Linked DNA regions of Homo sapiens: region 1 is linked to region 2. A link is an interaction called in ENCODE POLR2A ChIA-PET data of the cell type or tissue named here. Cell type or tissue: HepG2. All regions are shown on one strand. Links, peaks and the distances in the headings refer to the core of each region. The heading gives the core; the rest is flanking DNA.

What was found. ChIA-PET counts read pairs that join two places held together with the same protein. Peaks named below come from ENCODE experiments on the same cell type or tissue, not always from the same donor. Only the 100,000 strongest peaks of a DNase experiment are listed, where the experiment ranks them.
Region 1: POLR2A ChIA-PET joins it to region 2 with 9 read pairs; 3 of 35 experiments call an interaction of 5 or more read pairs at or near these places.

What each region holds. Positions count from the first base shown.
Region 1 is chr22:50,002,351-50,012,032 of GRCh38, forward strand. IL17REL (interleukin 17 receptor E like) reads right to left here. Exons shown (of 15, transcript NM_001371417.1): 2 at 6,287-6,314. Among named protein-coding and RNA genes, the nearest start is that of IL17REL, 5.6 kb to the right of the region's middle. RefSeq lists silencers at 8,406-8,725, 8,736-8,785. In HepG2, for the core only: no CTCF peak of the experiment used is centred there; a DNase peak (open chromatin) is centred at 4,091; H3K27me3 peaks cover 483 bases.
Region 2 is chr22:49,755,554-49,765,235 of GRCh38, forward strand. It overlaps the pseudogene RPL5P35. Among named protein-coding and RNA genes, the nearest start is that of BRD1, 67 kb to the right of the region's middle. RefSeq lists enhancers at 4,752-5,051, 7,765-8,548, 8,549-9,331. In HepG2, for the core only: no CTCF peak of the experiment used is centred there; no DNase peak of the experiment used is centred there; H3K27me3 peaks cover 833 bases.

The sequences.
Region 1 (9,682 bases), core at 3,101-5,600, 250 kb after region 2:
ACTTGTGTGTTTTGTTCAACACAGCAAGAACCTAGACAACTGACGGTTGAGACCTTCCACCCAGTAACTCTGTGCCTCAAAGGGGCACTGGGAATGAAGTCCGAATATGCTATGGGTAAGAAATCCAACTCTTTCTTTTCTTTTCTTTTTTTTTTTTTTTTTTTGAGACAGTCCCGCTCTGACGCCCAGGCTGGAGCATAGTGGAGTGATCTCAGGTCACTGTAACCTCCGCCTCCCAGCTTCAAGCAATTCTCCTGCCTCAGCCTCACGAGTAGTCGGGATTACAGGCACGCACCACCACGCCCAGCTAATTTTTGTATTTTTAATAGAGACAAGGTTTCACCATGCTGGCCAGGCTGGTCTCAAACTCCTGATCTCAGGTGATCCGCCCACCTCGGCCTCCCAAAGTGCTGGGATAACAGGTGTGAGCCACCACGCCCAGCCAGAAATCCAACTCTTACAAATTCCCACTGTAGTCCGGATGGACTCACAGGGATCTGATTTATCCTCCTGCCTGAGACAGCTGGGAAACCAAGGCAAAATCCATGAGCAATGGTTTCAAGACAAGTGGGCGTGAGAAAGTGAGGGACAGTGAGTCCTGGGAGACAGGAAACGGCCACAGTGAGCTCTGGGAATGCGCCACTGTCTGGGGAGTGTTCTCAGGCAGTGGTGGGGGTGGATCCCAAGTGGAGCTTGGCACACTCCCTGAGAGGAGAAACTGGGATAGAGAGTCTGGGCAGCCGGACCGAGTATGAGAGGGGAGAGGATAACGCAGAGAGAGCTCTGGAGAATATCCACTTTGCTAATACTCTGTGGAGTATTCATGAACACAGGCATGTGAGGGAACGACCAGAGGTGGAGAAAGAACAACCCAAGAGAATTTGAGGGAGTGGGCCGGGCGGGGCTCATGCCTGTAATCCCAGCACTTTGGAAGGCCAAGGCGGGCGGATCACCTGAGATCAGGAGTTTGAGACCAGCCTGGCCAACATGGTAAAACCTGTCTCTACTAAAAATACAAAAATTAGCCAGATGTGGTGGCTCACGCCTGTAATCCCAGCTACTCAGGAAGCTGAGGCAGGAGAATCGCTTGAACCCAGGAGGCAGAGGTTGCAGTGAGCCAAGATCGTGCCACTGCACTCCAGCCTGGAGACAGAGTGAGACTCCATCTCAAAAAAAAAAAAAAAAAAAAAAAAGGCTGGGCATGGATCACACCTGTATTCCCAGCACTTTGAGAGGCCACTGCACCCAACTGACAAAATTTTAAAAACCACTTATCATCTCAATAGTCACAGAAAAATTTTTTGACAAAATTCACCATCCATTCCCGATTAAAAAGAAAAAATATCAGCAAACAGGGAATGAAATTTCCTCAAATTGATAAAGATGATCTGTGAAAAATCTATATGTAACATAACATTTCTCAGTGAAATAATAGATTATTTCCACCCCTCAGATAAAAAACAAGACAAGGATCCCTGCTCTTCTCACTTCGACTCAATACTGCAGGGGGGACCCTACTCCACACAATGAGGCAGGAAAAGAAATAGGCTTCTCGCTTTGAAATGAAGAAGGAAAGTTGTGTACCCTTGTAGATGACATGATTGTCTCTGTAGAAAACACTAGTATCTACAAAAAAGGCACTGAAACTAATAAGTTTAGCAAAGTTGCAGAATACAAGATCAATATACAAAAATCCACTATTTCTTTTTTGTTTGTTTTAGTTTTTTGTTTTTTTGTGTTTTTTTTGAGACAGAGCCTCACTCTGTTGCCCAGGCTGAAGTGCAGTGGTGCGATCTCGGCTCACTGCAACCTCTGCTTCCCGGGTTCAAGCGATTCTTGTGTCTCAGCCTCCTGAGTAGCTAGGACTACAGGTGCGTACCACCACACCCGACTAATTTTTTAATTTGTGGTGGAGACAGGGTTTCGCCATGTTGGCCAGGCTGGTCTTGAACTCCTGACGGCAAGTGATCCACCTGCCTCAGCCTCCCAAACACTGTATTTCTATATACTAGCAAAGAATAACTAGAAATTGAAAATTTAAAAATAAAGCTGGATGGTTTGGGGATAAAAAGCCAGGCTGTGCTAGGGAGTGGGGAGGGGAGTGAGGGGAGCTTTGTTCCCAAGGCTGGTGTTTCCTTCCCTTGGAGCATCATCCCCGGGGCTTGGTATGCAGCAATCTTCAGAGAAATGACTGTGCCTTAGAGCTCGGTGTGTATGTTGTCATCCATATGTGTGAGGCCAACAACTCCCCTTTAATCCTAGCACTTTGGGAGGCCGAGGAGGGCAGATCACCAGAGGTCAGGGGTTCGAGACCAGCCTGGCCAACATGGTGAAACCCTGTCTCTACTAAAAATACAAAAATTTGCCAGGTGTGGTGGTACACACCTGTAGTCCTAGCTACTCGGGAGGCTGAGGTAGGAGAGGAAGGGAGGCAGAGGTTGCAGTGAGAAGAGATCATGCCACTGCACTCCAGCCTGGATGACAGAGCAAGACTCCATCTCAAAAAAAAAAAGACAACCTCCTTTATGCAAGAAATGAGAAATCTGCATCTTTTGACCCTTTCTAGAAAAAAGACAAAGACTTATTCCAGGCAACCAAGAAAGAATCAAAACCAGAAAGTAAAAAAAAAAAAAAAAAAAAAAGGTGAAGCCACGGAGGAGAAGGACTCACGGTGAGCAAGGAAAATGAGGACATATACAGAGTTAGTGAAACGGGCGCAGGAGGAGAAGCTGCTCATTGTGAAATAAAATGTATAAAAATAAGAACAGGATCTTGTCCCAACTAAGCTGACAAAATGAAGAGGAGGCTGTGTAGAAGGAAGGGTGAGTAAAGCAGAAACACACAAGATTAGTGTGGTACAAAACAGAATTCATTGTTACTGTGTGGAAAAAACTGTGAAACTACAATTCATCATAAACACTTAGCAATAAATATGTTTTGCCTTATTCAAAATAAGGCATAAAAATAATATCCACAGAGTCTTACTGAAAAAACGCCTAACAGATGTGCTTGCTTCAGGAAGGAGAAGGGAGCTCAACAGGAACAAGTGGGTTACAGAAAGGAGCAGCGAGGAGCAGGGAATGGGAAAACACGATGGGGAATTGGGAATTCAAGCTGGTGTTGACAGAGGAGGAGGCTGAGGACAACTCTGTGTGTTTAAAAATACCTGGGCCGGGCGCGGTGGCTCACGCCTGTAATCCCAGCACTTCGGGAGGTCGAGGCGGGCGGATCACTTCGGGTCAGGAGTTCGAGACCAGCCTGGCCAACATGGTGAAACCCCGTCTCTGCTAAAAATACAATGATTAGCTGGGCATGGTGCTGCTGGGCGCCTGTAATTCCAGCTACTTGAGAGGCTAAGGCAGGAGAATCCCTTGAATCCGGGAGGCGGAAGTTGCAGTGAGCCGAGATTGCGCCACTGTACTCCAGCCTGGGCAACAAAGCGAGACCTTGTCCCCCTACCCCCCAGAAAATAAAAAAATAAAATATACCAAAAATAAAAATAAAAACACCCTGGGACTACACTTCCCTCATATGGGAGACCCGGCCATTTGCACCAACTCAACTGCTGAAAAGTACCAATTGGGCTGGAGAAAAAAACATATGTTTTTTTAAAAACCTTCCTAGAAACGTAGGAGAGCTGCGAAAATAATCAGGATGGGGGTGCTGAGGAAAGCAGGGCGTAGGAGGTTGCTTTACAGGGGTGGAGGATGGAGGGAACGTTTCCAACCCAGTGGGAGCTGAGGGCTTTGTGGGGAGGCCCCAGCACATGGTGAGGAAGAACTTCCCCACGTTGAGCTAGGCCTTGACCTGGGTTAGCCAGAGCTGGACCAACCCTCTCCCCAAAGCCCAGGCACTGTTCCAGACTCGCTGAGTGGAGGAGCAGGGAGAGAAAGCTCCCCCAAAGCCCACAACCCAGTACAGATTCACAGCCCAGGTTGGGCCCACCAGGAAGACCCATGAAACCTCAGTCTGTGAATCTGGTTTAAACGGCCCCGACAGTCAGACACTGCTCCTGGCACCACCCAGGAGCAACAGGAATCCAGCCTCCGGGAGGCCCTGAGTCCTGGGACGTTGAGCCGCTGAAGGTAAACAAGCACACCAGGAAGCAGAGAGCCCAGAGTGACGCTGTGGAGAGGGTGGGCCCAGGTGTCCTCCAGTAACAAGCCACAGGCCAAGCAGGCGAAAAAACAGGCTTGAAAATACAGGCAGCAGGAAAGGCTGTGATGAGGGACCAGGCACACTTGAGAGAAATGGAATTCCTAGAAACAAAACCACCACGACAGAATTAAAATACAACGGGTGATTTTTAAGAGCAGATTGGGGCCGGGCGCAGTGGCTCACGCCTGTAATCCCAGCACTTTGGGAGGCCGAGGCGGGCGGATCATGAGGTCAAGAGATCGAGACCAGCCTGGCCAACATGGTGAAACTCTGTCTCTACTAAAAATACACAAAAAATTACCCAGGCATGGTGGCACATGCCTGTAATCCCAGCTACTCAGGAGGCTGAGGCAGGTGAATTGCTTGAGCCCAGGAGGCAGAGGTTGCAGTGAGCCAAGATTGCACCACTGCACTTCAGCGTGGGCAAAACAGTGAGACTCTGTCTCAAAAAAAAAAAAAAAAAGGGAGGGGATGTTAAACTAAAAAACCTATATGACAATTTTCATAGATGCAGAAATTTTTCATAAAATTCAATACCTATTCATGATGAAAGAATGTTTAGCAAACTAGGAAAAGAAAGGCACCTCTTTGTCTAGATCAGGGACATCTAGTGCAAACATCCAATAAACTTAATACTGAACAGTAAACCTTTGGAATCATTACTATTAATATCAGGACTCAAACAGGAATTCCCTCATTCACCATTGCCCTGGAGAGCTGAGCCAATTCCACAAGATCCGCCCCCTCCACCCAATGCGTAGGTTTATGAGCTGTCATTAGCTGCAGAATATGTGATCATCATTAAAAAAGGAGACTCCATAGGAAATCTATTAGAAATACTAAAGAGCTTTATCTTTTATTTGTTTATTTATGTTTTTATGAGGCAGAGTCTCACTCCATTGCCCAGGCTGGAGTGCAATGGTGCAATCTTGGCTCACTACAACCTCTGCCTCCTGGGTTCGAGTGATTCTCTTGCCTCAGCCTCCCAGGTAGCTGGGATTACAGGCAAGTGCCACCACACTCAGTTAATTTTTTTGGGGGGGGGATTCTTAGTACAGACAGGTTTCACCATGTTGGCCAGGCTGGTCTCGAACTCCTGACGTCAGGTGATCCACCTGCCTCGGCCTCCCAAAGTGCTGGGATTACAGGTGTGAGCCACCGCATCAGCCATGCTTTGCATTTGTTGTTTGTTTGTTACTATAGTCCGCTTTGTGAATTTGCATGTCATCCTTGCGCAGGGGCCAAGCTGATCTAATCTCCTCCCTTAAGCTTAGAGGTCCTTGAGGTGAAGAAACATTTAAGTAAAGTTTAGCCATCTATTTTTCTGTTAAATTCAAGTAAAAATAAAATAGTTTAAATGACATAAGGTAATTTCATTTCTATAAAATAATTTTTATCTGTTTATCCTGCAAATATCTGTATATTTGGCTACACAAATGTCTAGAACAGGCCAGGCATGGTGGCTCAAGTTCACAATCCCAGCACTTTGGGAGGCCGAGGCAGGAGGATCGCTTGAGCCCAGGAGTTTGAGAACAGCCTGGGTTTGGTTGACCAACCAGAGATAGGAAGACTTCAGGTCTATTCCTATGAAAATCAAAAATAAGAAAAAAAACCCCAAAATGCCTAGAGCAATGTTTGCCTAGGTAAACACTGTTTATTTCTACATGGAGGCTTTCCAGTGAGCCTTAACTTTCTTCCTTGTGGCATCTGCATCACTCAGAGTCCTTTTATAAATAGATACGCTGTTTAACAAAGACAAGGTAGTTGTTAAAGGCCCAGTAGGGATCACTTTACACAGGGAAAAAGCTTTGCTAGAGGAGACGGGGTTTTCCACCTGCTGCTTCTGGGCGGCCGGTTTGGAACGCAACGAGGCATTGTGCGTTAAGTGGAGACGTGGGACTCTCTGGCAGGCCCACCTCTGGCCAGGAGCCAGGGTGGCCTTGCCTGGGTGTGGCCAGGGTCCCACACGCATCGGTGAGTGATAGAGGTTTGCCCTGCCCAGAAGGGAACCCCAGCTGCTGGGGACACTGCAGGACAGACCTGCCTCCCACGGTGGACAAAGCGGCCCTGGTAGCCTGGGGTGGGGAGTCCAGGCCCTGAGCATCCCCCGGGGCTGAGATGTACTCACGGTTCCTGTGGCTCCTGCAGGCAAAGCCCTGGGGACAGAACAGTGAGAGGGGTGAGCGGCTGAGGGCACCCCCTCCCCAGCCCATCCTGCTCCTGCCCTGTCCCTCACTCCTGGGGGTCCTGGGCTGCCCTGAATCCTGGCTTCTCCTCAGTGTCAGGGGCCTGGCCCAAGGCTGGCATGCGGCGGTCACTTAGTAAACAGTGTGGTCTGAATCCCTCTGGACCCTCAGGCCCCAGCTCCCCGACCCACTTGTGCGTTTAAGTGGACACTAGCAGAGCACCCACTACGTGCCAGGCTCGCTTAGGTGCTGGGATTCATGAACAGAGGAAAACTGAACCATCCCCACCTCTCCAGGAGCTCACATTCCGAGAAGGGGGAGACAGAACGATCCGAAACCTGGGAAATCAGCAACTTATATTCTGTGTAACTAAAATAAAGGGGTGGGAAAATAACAGAGGGGTCAGGAGGAGCAAGAGGGGTCCGGATAGTGTGGGGGGTGCAGGTTATAAATCTAAGGGGTGCTTGGGGGGCCTCATAGAGGTCAATTTCATGGGCCTGGAAGCAAGTGAGGCTGAGTTGGTGGTGCGGGGCGGGGGCATGCCGTGCAGTGAACAGGTCCTGGATGGTCCAGGTCCAAGCTGCACTCCTGATTTATGATCATCCCCAGCCCAACCTGACCAAGGGCACTCAAAGAGGGGCATGAGGACTTGTGGCCAGGCTCCCACGGGGCAGAAGGGTCCTGTGGGACAGGCTGCTCGCAGACAGCCTGTGGGTGAGGCAGAAGGCGCCCGGCACCCCGGCACCAACGGCGTGGGAGCTGAGGTCCGAGAGCACAGGGTGGCACTGGCGCCCTCAGAGCAGGGCAGGACCCCCAGAGTCCAGGCCCCCTGGGGGCGGCCACTGAGCCTGGGGTGTTGGACTGTGCAGCCCGCGGTCAACACAGCCGCTCCATTCTTGAAAAGAGCTGACCCTCTACAGACCGGACGGGGAAGCCCAGGCTGTCGGGGTGGGGGTGGGGGTGGGGGGAGCTCAAGATGGAGACCTGGACTTCTGCTCCTAGCCCAGGTGGGAACACGGAAAAATAAAAGTCGGGCCCACTTCTGTTCCTTGAATTGTGGAGCGGGCATTACCGGTGGCTACACCTCCTTCTAAATATTTTTTATTTTGGAATATGTTTAGATTTACAGAGAGTTTACCCAGGATCCCCTCATCTCAACAGTTTCCCGTGCATCTGCAAAACCTGGGGAGCCACATGGGTGGCGGCAGTCAGTGACCCTCAGTCTGGTGTGGAATCGGCGGCAGTCAGTGACCCTCAGTCTGGTGTGGAATCGGCGGCAGTCAGTGACCCTCAGTCTGGTGTGGAATCACGTGCTACTAGTGAACTGTTTTCTGTTCCAGGGTCCAGCGCAGGACCCCACCCTGCAGATGGCCTCTGAGTCTTCGTTCTCACCCCACCGTCTCTACCCATTTGCCGACCACCCCAATAACTCCCCAGAGACTGCCGTGAGTGACCCTCCTCCGCCTGCCATGGCCACGAAACCCGCCGCCCGTGGGCGGAGTATACAGGCTGGACCCAGCGTCCTGATGGAAGCCCCGGCCTCGGCCCCTGGTGGGGAGCAGGGCCTCAAACGAGGGGCCGGCGGAGCTGACCCCAGGCTGCTGAGGGCTCCGCCCAGGCAAAAGGGGCCGGGCTCACCCGGGGCAGCCTCTGGGGAACGGGATCCGAGCAGGCCTCAGGTGGGCAGGCGAGGGCAGCCCAGACCAGCCCGGGCACAGAGGGAGCGGCGGAGGCAGCGTGGGGAGGCCCAGTGAGGCCGCCTGTGTGGAACTGCAGGGGGGCAGTGGCGTGGGTCCCCGGGCCTCCCTCCCGCCAGGTGCCCTGAAGCCCCTCTGGGCGCCCACTGTGGCCTGGACTCCCCGCATCCACCTTCAGGAGAGAAAGAATCCCCGCTGGGGGCTCGGAGGCCGGGGTGGGCTGGAGAGGCGAAGGGCGTCTGCTCTCTCTCCTGACTTCCTGGACTCTGAAGCCCACCCAGGGCTGGCCCCGTGGCCCGAGTGTCTGGGGCTGCAGGAGAAGCCGCTGTCGGGGGCGCGGAACGTCGCGCGGTTCTGCCCCGCCCCTGCCCCACGGCACGGGGAGCGGGACCCGGGCGCGCTGGGGGGAAGGTGGGGGGAGCGGGGGCGGGGGGGGGCTGAGCCCGGGCGCTGGGCGCCTCCCCCGCACGGGGTTTTCCGTCGTGCTTCTCGGGGCTTCCCAGCGGCCGGCGTCGGGGGGTGTGCAGGGAACCCCCAGGGCGGCTGCTCGCGGCCCCACCCCGCCCAAGCTCCCCTGCATGCGGCCCAGCCTCCCGCCGTCACCCGCGCGGGTCCCCCCCCAGGGCGCGGCTGTAGCCCCAGCCTCCCCTCCCTGGCTTCCCCCCGCGGGCAGGGGCTCCCGCGCCCCCTCGCAACCACCGCCCTGTCCAAGGCTGCCCAGGCAGCGCCCCTACACCCACCTCCAGCTTCCCGCTCCTCTTGTCACCCCTTGACCCCTCCTGCTCAACCCTCCCCACCCCATCTTCCATGAGACCCTCCCTCAGCCCCGCCAAACCCCTCCTCTCCTCTCCCCTCCAGCACTTCCCCTCCTTCCTGGCCTCTTCCACCCGCCTCAGCCCCTGCCCTTGCCCCTGCCCCTTTCCTTGGAGTACTGAGGGTTCAATCTTGGTCCCCACCCATTCCCCAGGATCACCTGGCCGTCCTAGCGTGGACAGCGCGGTCACACCTCGGACCGGGAGGCTGCCTGCATACCCCGCAGCCGCCTCAGCAAAGCTTTCCAGCTTGCACTTCAAGGCCGCCTCCCCCCATGTCTCCCAACTCAGGGACCATTTCCTCCCAGAGGCAAAAGTCGATTCTGAGGTCTCATCTCTCGCTTCTCCTTCCCCCTCCTAGCCAGGATCCCCAGGCCTGCCCCCTCCCTGTTTTCCATCTCCACTGCAGGGTGGCATCCGGTGGACACCCCTCCCACCTGAACCCGCCCATCTCCCCTGCTGCCACCGGTTCCCACGCATCCCAGCCTGCTTTCTTCCTTGTTCCACGAATGCCCTGTGGATCTGAGCCTGCCCATGGCACCCAGCACTCCAGCCCTTGCTGCTCCCCTCCCTGAGCTGAGCCCTCTGCTGGACCCGTCTCAGGCCCTGTGGAGCTGCTGGATGTCCCCGCAAGTGTCCCCTGAGGTGACCAGGCCACCACCCTAAAGGCACATCTTGCTAACTGCTGTCCCCATGCCAGGAACGGTGCACCCAGCAGGTCCTCAGTGAGTCCTCCCTTTCCGGGACACCTTCTGTGCCCTTTCCATGCCTGTGTCCCCACTGTGCCCGGCCAGCCTTGGGCACCGGGGCCCCTTCCTGGGATGCTGGG
Region 2 (9,682 bases), core at 2,440-4,939:
GCTCATTGGCATCAGACATGCCCACCAGTGCCATGACAGTTTACCAATGCCCCATAAGGTGCCACCCCTTTCCATGGCAACGCCCCATAAGGTGCCACCCCTTTCCATGGCAACGCCCCATAAGGTGCCACCCCTTTCCATGGCAACGACCCATAAGGTGCCACCCCTTTCCATGGCAACGCCCCATACGGTGCCACCCCTTTCCATGGCAACGCCCCATACGGTGCCACCCCTTTACATGGCAACGCCCCATACGGTGCCATCCCTTTCCATGGCAATGACCCATATGGTGCCACCCCTTTCCATGGCAACGCCCCATATGGTGCCACCCCTTTCCATGGCAACAACCCATAAGGTGCCACCCCTTTTCATGGCAATGACCCAGAGGCTACTGCCCTTTTCCTAGAAAATTCTAAAATGACTTGCCCCTCAATTTGCATTGGCCCATCCTTAATTTGCATGTAATTGAAAGTGGGTTCTCATGGGTATAAGTATAGCTGCCAAGCACCCATACACTGTTGGCTGTGGGTGCACTGCCTAGGAGTTAGCCCTGTCCTCAAGAAGCAGTACCGTTCAATGAAAGACTGCTGTCCAACGCCACTAGCTCACCCTTGAATTCCCCTTGGGGAAGCCAAGAACCCTCCCAGGCTAAGCCCTAGTTTGGGGTCTTGCCTGTCCAGTAACAGGGGGCCCTCCCTCTGCCACTTCACTGCCCCTTCCTTGTTCCCCCTCCAAGTGCAGTGCCCAGAACCCAGACACCACCCACTCACGGGACCTTCCCTCTTTCCAGAGAATTCTGAGTCTCGGCCTGGCTGTCCTAACTCCCCTCCCCACAGCTTTTGACTTTCACCTCCACTGGGCTGTCCAGCCATGACCCCAGCCCCCGGCCCCTTCCTGTTACAGCTGGAGGGTCCTGACTCCCACGTCCCCCACAGGGGCCCCCAGCAAAGCACAGCTCCAGACCTGTGGGCCCCATGCAGGCACCATGGTTCATACCTGTAATCCCACCACTTTGGGAGGCTGAGGCAGAAGGATTCTCTCGAGCCCAGGAGTTACAGACCAGCCTGGGCAACACAGCAAAACCTTGTCTCTAAGGAAATAAAAGCAAAAATAAAGAAAATCAAGATGGTAGCAGCAGAGCAGGTCCTCCCACGCGTGCTCGCCCAGCATGTGGCTGGAATCCTGCCAGCTCTGCCCCTCTTCCTGCAGGTGAATGATGGGGACCCTGCACAGTGCCCCCCTCCTCAGAGTTGCCTGCCCTGATGCCCACACAATGACAGCCCCGCCCTCTCCAGCCCCTGCTGTGTCCCTCCACCTTCACCCCACAGTGACTGTGTGCTTCTGTCCGAGTCCCCATGAACCACAAGCCCGTGGTTGAAGGTCTCTTCCTGTTGCTGAAGCCCCAGTCCCTGGTGTGTCCCCCAGGCTATGGTAGGGGTCCCAGAGCATCTGTTGACCACTGTAGTCAGTTCCAATTTCAGACATCAGTGTCCACAGGGGCTTTGGTGCGGATGCCAGTGCTTTGGGCTGGCCTCTTCTACAACTCACCTCCAGCCATGTCATGGCCTCAGCTTAAATCCCTTCAGATGCACGACTGACCAGGCCAGCACAGCAGCCCGTCCACCTGTCTGGGTGACCCTCCTGCCCTGCTGGCCTTTTCTCAGGGCCAGGCTGCAGGTTAAGGCTACAGTGAGCTATGACTGCACCAATGCACTCCAGCCTGGGTGACAGAGCAAGACCCTGTCTCAAAAAAAAAAAATTATCAAAATCAAAAATGAAAGATGGGATATCACTACAGATCCGACAGAAATAAAAAGGATGATAAGAGAATGCTATGAACAATTTTATGCCAACAAATTACATAACCGATTAAATGGACAAATTACTGAAGGAAACTACAAAGACTTACTCAACAAGTAAACAGATTGAAATAGTAATTTTTGAAATTTCCACACTGAAAAGCACAAGGACGGACGACTTCACTTGTGAATTCTACCACACTCTTTTTTTAGTTGCTGTCAACAAGCTTATTGTCTTTATCTGGAAAATCCTCATAGAAATTGTTTGGTTTAGCTTTCAGCAGCCTGCTCCTGAGCTCTGAGGAAGCTTGCCTTCTTTTGAACTACCCAGTCTTTCTTCTGAGCAAGGGACGTTTTCACCTCTTCTTTTTAACTTGTTTCTTAGGCTTCTTTTCATAGACTGGATTATCTTGTATAGCAGCATGAGCTTTCTTTTTTTTTTTTTTTTTTTTTTGAGATGGAGTCTCGCTCTGTCACCCAGGCTGGAGTGCCGTGGCGCAATCTTGGCTCACTGCAACCTCCACCTCCCAGGTTCAAGCGATTCTCCTGCCTCAGCCTCTCGAGCTGCTGGGATTACAGGCATGAGCCACCAAGCCCGGCCACAGCATGAGCTGTCTTATACATCTCCTCCATCATGTCTGGAGTTAAGCTTTTTTTTTTTTGGTGGAGTCTCACTCTGTCATTCAGGCTGGAGTGCAGTGGCGCGATCTCAGCTCACTGCAACCTCTACCTCCCAGGTTCAAGTGATTCTCCTGCCTCAGCCTCCCAAGTAGCTGGGATCACAGGCACCCACCACCACATCCAGCTAATATTTGTATTTTTAGTAGAGACGAGGTTTTACCATGTTGACCAGCTGATTGTGAACTCCTGACCTCAAGTGATTGCCCTACCCCGACCTCCATAAGTGCTGAGATTACAGATGTGAGCCCCTGCGCCTGGCCTACCCTGTTCTTTATGTATTGAGAGAGTTTCTTGTAAGCATCTTCATCTTCCTCCATTAAGTAACGCATGTAATCTGCAACATTCTGGCCTATGATGTGCTTCCAGTGTACTTCTGCATTAAATTCTTTGCTTTCAGAATCATGACCAGGGAATTGTTTGGTACCGTGAGGGACAGACCAGCCTCCATCCACAGCTCCCTTTAGGGCACCAAAAACTTTATTGCCAGCGGCAGTTCTGGCAAGCTCTGCATCCAAAGAGTAGACAAAGGCACCCAGCTGACCATCTATGCTCTCCACACTGTATTCATCGCCAGTCACCTCCACTTGGCCTTCTTAGATCTTGTCCAGGCCAAACCTATTGAGAAGCCTGCGGGCCAGCAGCAGGCCAGGACAATACACTGCAGTGTCATTTGTCAGGCCAACCTTCACACTATATTTTGGCAGTTCGTGTGCATATGCTACACAGACTATCATATCCCCCTCTATACGGGCATAAGCAATCTAACAAATGATATCTCTGTTTGTTACACAAACTATCATCCTGTATTTGGATATGTGGTGTTTATTTTTATCCTGTATCACCAAATGTTTCTGAGCATAGTGATCAGTTTTACCCTCGCCTCATCGTCTAAATTTCACTTGGTATCTCTTAAAGCAGGCCTTATTCTTAATTTTAACAAACCCCATCCTATGGAACAGAGACCCACGTCTGTGGCTCAACAGAGACCTACGGGCCCAGCAGCGCAGGGCAGGGAAGGGCTTTACCAAGCATTTAAATAAGAAACGCTAATCCTTCAAACATTTTTTCAACATAACGGAAGAGAAGGTAAGACTTCTAGATATGGTTTGGATGTCTTGTCCCCTCCAAATCTCATGTTGAAATGAGATCTCCAATGCTGGAGGTAGGCCTAGTGGGAGGCATTTGGGTCACAGGGCTGGATGCCTCAAGAATGGCTTGCAGAAATGAGTGAGGAGAATTCACTCATTATTCCTGAGGCCTTCACCAGAAGCAGATACCAGCATTATGCTTCCTGTATAGCCTGCAGAACCATAAACCAAACAAACCTCTCTTCATTATAAATTACCCAGCCTCAAGTAATTCTTTATGGCAGTGCAAACTGGAGTAACATGCTTCCCAACTAATTCTGAGGCCAGTATTACCCTGAAACCAAAACCAAAGATATCACAAGAAAGAATATCCCTTCTGAATACAGATACAAATATCCTTAACAAAATACAGAATTCAGCAATGTATAAAAAGGATTATATCCTAAAACCAAAAAAGAATTTATCCCAGGAATGCAAGCTTGGCTTAACATCCAAAAACCAATTAATGCAATACATTAATAGAATAAAGGGACAAACCACATGATCATCTCAAAAGACACAGGAAAAAATAGAAAATTGCAAGTGTTGGTGGCGATGTGGGGAAATTGGAACCTCGTAAACTGCTGGTGGGAAAGTAAAATGATGCAATTGCTTTGGAAATCAATCCAGCGGCTCCTTAAAATGTTAAACAGGGCTGGGCACAGTGGCTCACACCTGTAATCCCAGCACTTTGGGAGGCCAAGACTGGCAGATCACCAGAGGTCAAGAGTTTGAGAACAGCCTGGCCAACATGGTGAAACCCCATCTCTACTATAAATACAAAAATTAGCCTGGTGTGGTAGTGCACGCCTGTAATCCCAGCTACTCCGGAGGCTGAGGCAGGAGAATCATTTGAACCCAGGAGGTAGAGGTTGCAGTGAGCTGAGATTGCATCGCTGCACCCCAGCCTGGGTAACAAAATGAGACTCTGTCTCAAAAAATAAAAATGTTAAACAGAGAGTTAATGTATAACCATGCAATTCACTCCTAGGCATATGCCCAAGGGAAATAAAAACATACATCTAAAAAAACATATATGCAGAGAGATAATGATGGCTGACAGGCACAGATAGTATGTACCTCCTCCATGGAGAGATCATGATGGCTGACAGGCACAGATAGTATGTACCTCTTCCATGGAGAGGAACAAAATAGTAAATAGATGTGCACATTTTGAACAGACCATCCCAGAGAGAATGCTAGGATTCACCAGAGATGAGACAGGAAGCACCAGAAGGAAGTAAGGAGAGGGCTCACGGCAGCTTGCCCAGCCAGGAACTGACAGCCTCCAGGTGGGAGTCTCCTGGACATGCCTAAACATGCCTCGGGCCCGACATATGGAGCTGCCTGAACATTACACAGAGACGTCACTCCAGAAAAGGGAACCCACAAAGAACCTCACAGGCATTGAAACCTGGAGCAGCCTCAGCTGAGGCCGTTTTGAGAGCCTCACTACCAGGGATCTAACAACATGGCTGTAGCCACTGCACTGCTCCAAGGAGACAGGGGAGACTGGGCACTACCACACACTCCTGGGAGGTGCCCTGTCACCTTGCTGTGGTCTGCTGTTGGGACCGATGCATGAGCAGACCACACTCCACACAACTTCTTACCCAAGCTGCTTGCCTAGGAGAAACCCCACCCACTCTGGTCTCAGGCCCAAGGCACCAATTGGAGAGTTGAGCACTGAACTGCACCCTGACCTCGGCCTGAGCTTGGGCTGAAACCACTGCAGCTGTTACTCAACCAAGAAAAGACAGGGAAACTAGGCTACCTTATGTATGTCTAGGACAAGACCCACTGCCCTGCAATAGGTTGCCGTGAGACTGAGATCCAACCAGACCACACTTCCTGCAGCGTCCTGCCCATGCTGTTTGCCTGGGAGGAGCCCCGCCCTCCCTGGTCTCAGGCCCGAGGCACCAATTTTAGAGTTTAACGCAAAGCTGTGCCCTGCCCTCAGGCCAAGTTTGACTTGACATGGCTGCAGCTGCTGCCCAGTCAAGGAAGGACGGGGAAGCTAGGCTCTCCTACACATACTCAAGACAAGACCCACTGCCCTGCTATGGGCAGCTGCAGGACTGGGGACTTCCCCTACCCAACCCATCGCAGCTTCCAGCAACAAGAACACAGACTGTTTGGATCCCAGTGGGTTGCTTCACCACCACTGCCGCCATCACCCAAACCACAGCAGCTGCCCCGTTGGTAGCGATGGGGTGAATGTGCTTATTTTTAGGCTCTAGAGCAGCTTACACTGGCTGCAGCGTTGGTGGGTCCTGGGGCTGATTCTTGGGCCTCCAGGTGGCTTGCTTAGAAGCTAGTAGTGGGAGCAGTGGGCCCAGGATGTGGTTTAGGTGAGGGTTGAAATATTACCTATTGGGTACAGTGTTCACTGTTCTGGTGATGGGTACACTAAAAGCTCTGACTTCAGCACTATGTCATGTATACATGTAAGAAACCTGCACTTGTATCCCCTAAATATATTTAAAACTTTAAAATTTAAAAAAAAATCACCTGGGCCGGGCGCGGTGGCTCACGCCCATAATCCCAGCACTTTAGGAGGCCAAGGCAGGCGGATCACCTGAGGTCAGGAGTTCAAGAACAGCCTGGCCAACATGGTGAAACCCCATCTCTACTAAAAATACAAAATTAGGTTATGGTGGCACATGCCTGTAATCCCAGCTACTTGGGAGGCTGAGGTAGGAGCATTGCTTGAACCCAGGAGATGGAGGTTGCAGTGAGCCGAGATTGCGCCACCGCACTCCAGCCTGGGCAACAAGAGCAAAATTCCATCTCAAAAAAAAAAAAAATCATCTGTACCCACACCCCCTCACATTTGTACACACCCACACACAATTTTGTTCTCCCAGGTGAATGATTCAACAGCCAGCCCCAGACTGCGTATGATGTTACCCTCCCATATTTTAGCATGTATCTCTAAAATAAAAGGATTCTAAATAAAGATAACCATGATATCGCTAGCAAACCTAACATTTTTATTAAACAATCGTTCCTGTCATCGAATATCTTGTCAATGGTCAAATTTCCCCAGTCATCTCATATATTGGATCAAATAGGGATCCAAACATTGTCTACACTTTCCAGTCAAATCTTTAAGGAGATCTCAGTAACTGCCCAAATTTTATAAACTCAATTTCACGTTTAACCACAGCTTTATCACTTCAATTTTCTTTTAAAATGTAGATTCTGAATGGCTGGTAGTCTAAGCTTGTCTGGGCCCTGAAGCTCCCCTTGGTTTCAAGTGTGAAGTGACATCAGCCCACACCTTCAGGTTGAATAAGTCTATCTTACAATCTAGTTAAGAAAAACTAGCTAGGCCTTTTAAAAATGTTTTTATTCTTTCTTGTCAGGGAGTAGACTTTATATTCTGCCCTCCAGAATATAGAGTTTATTTATGGTAACACTGTTTATGACAACTTCAGATGGGAACTAACCCAAATGTCCATCAGAAAGAGCTTGGCTAAACAGACTAGGTTATGTCCAAGCAATGGAAAACCATGCCACATTTAAAAACAGTGAGGTGGCTGGGCGTGGTGGCTCACACCTGTAATCCCAGCACTTTGGAAGGCCAAGGCAGGTGGATCACTTGATGTCAGGGATTCGAGACCAGCCTGGCCAACACAGTGAAACCCCGTCCCTATTAAAATGCAATAATTACCCGGGTGTGGTGGTGGGCGCCTGTAATCCCAGCTACTTGGGAGGCTGAGGCAGAGGAATCACTTGCACCCAGGAGGCAGAGGTTGCAGTGAACTGAGATCGCGCCATTGCACTCCAGCCTGGGCAACAGAATAAGACTCTGTCTCAAAAATAATAATAATTAATTTAATTCTAAAAATAAAAAAATAAAAACAGTGAGGTCACTCTATCTGTGATAACGTGAAAGTGCCAAGCTATACAGGTGAATAAAAAAATTAAACAGTGTGGGGAAAAAACAGACTTGTACATAAATCTTCACAGCAGCGCTATTCACAATCCCCAAAGTATAAACAGCCCAAGTGCTCGTACGCTGATGAATGGACAAGCAAACTGTGGAAGCCCCATGCAACGCAGTGTCGTTCAGCCACGGGGAGACGTGAAGCTCTGACACCTGATACAGCCAACGCGCTGTAAACCATTGCACCAGGTGTGGGAAGTCAGGTACAAGAGGACCGGTACGGTATGATTCCACTCACAGGAAATGTCCAGAACGGGCAGCTCCACACACTCAAAGCCAATCAGTGTTGCCAGGGGCTGGGGGAAGAGGAAGGAGGAGGGACTGCTGATGGGAACGGGTGTCCTTTGGAGGTGATTGAAAGATTCCAAAATTGACTGTGATGATGGTTACACAGCTCTGAGAATGTACTAAAAACCAGTGAATTGTGTGCCTTAGATGGGTGAATTTTCTCGTGCCAATGATATCTCAGTAAGGCTGGAAGGACACAGACCTGGTCAGCGAGGAGGGCCTGGGCCTTGCTAAAGTGGGCAGAGTCTGTGGGGTCCATTGGCTCAGCCCCAGCCTCTCTGTGCAGCCCTGGGGCCTGGCTTCTTCTGCCGCACCCCACAAGCTGCCCCCTCTCCCCAGCCGGGGCCCCAGGCCTGCTCCTCTCTGGGCTGAGCATCACCTTTGCCAGAGGAAGGTCAAAGCACCTGGACCCCAACACCCCAAGGACCCTTGCAGGCCTCTTCCGGGATCCACTTCTCAGTGAGCGCTGCCGTGCGCACCCCTGGGCCTGAGGGCTGGGCATCTCCCAGGTATGCAAGGGGCTCTCCGTGCAGGGCTGTGAGCAACGTGGGGGCAGCCGGCCGCAGTCTCCAGCCCCGGGGCCTGCTGGCATCCCCACCAGCCCCCAGCCTGGGCACCCCACCCAAGGAACCCGGCTCCCAGAGTCCGGGGCACTGATTAATATTCACACAGGCAGCAGAGAGCTGCTGAACCCTGAACGCGAGGCAGGGAAGAAAGTTGAAGCATCTGCTATCTATAAATCAAAATGAATTTACTCTTCCTCTAAGGACAGCCGCTGTAATAGGCCGCAGCCAACAGGTCCCATGGTGTGATTTCTGCGCAGGAAGCCACTGCTCACACCGGGTGTGGAAGCATTTGTAACCCCCAGGGGACCTGCTGCTCCACAGAACCCGACGGAAAGCTCGAGGAAGGCCGAGCTTCGGGGGTCACAGGCCGGATGCCGGAGCTGCTCCATGGGTGGTGCCCGAGGGAGCCCTGGGAGGAGCCGTCAGCCCAGGCAGTGGGTGGAGACGGGCTCTGCCTTCTGCCTTCACCAGCTCCGCCCAGCTCCCGGGTCACCCACCACAGCCCCGCCAGAGCAGGCAGACGTGCAGATGCCAAGGCAGACGTGCAGATGCCAAGCCGCACTTGCTCACTAAACTCACGTCCTCGCTACAACGTAGTTGTCGAGTAAATGCTCTCCATGGATTAAAAATATAAGCAGAGATGGCCGGGCGCGGTGGCTCACGCCTGTAATCCCAGCACTTTGGGAGGCCGAGGCGGGCGGGTCACGAGGTCAGGAGATCGAGACCATCCTGGCTAACACGGTGAAACCCCGTCTCTACTAAAAATACCAAAAAATTAGCCAGGCGTGGTGGGGGCGCCTGTAGTCCCAGCTACTCGGGAGGCTGAGGCAGGAGAATGGCGTGAACCCGGGAGGCGGAGGTTGCAGTGAGCCAAGATCACACCACTGCACTCCAGCCTGGGCGACGGAGCGAGACTCCGCCTCAAAAAAAAAAAAAAAAAAAAAAAAATATATATATATATATATATATATATATGTAGAGACATGAATGCCGATTCTTATGATGCTTATTTATTCATGAAACCAATGGCTTACCTGCCAGAAATTCAGTCCCTGGGTTGACACCAAACCCAACTGTTGGCTTTTCCTGCTGAATGGAGGGGCTGGGAGAAGCCGCCTCCAGCTGGCAGCCTCAGACCTGTGTCTACCTGGCAGGCCCCCACCCAGGTGGGGACAGGCCACCAGGCGGGAGTCACTGGGGCACTGCTGGGGCTCAGGACACTTGCAGGATGAGTGAAGGAGGAGGAGAGGGAGGAAGACAGAGAGGACC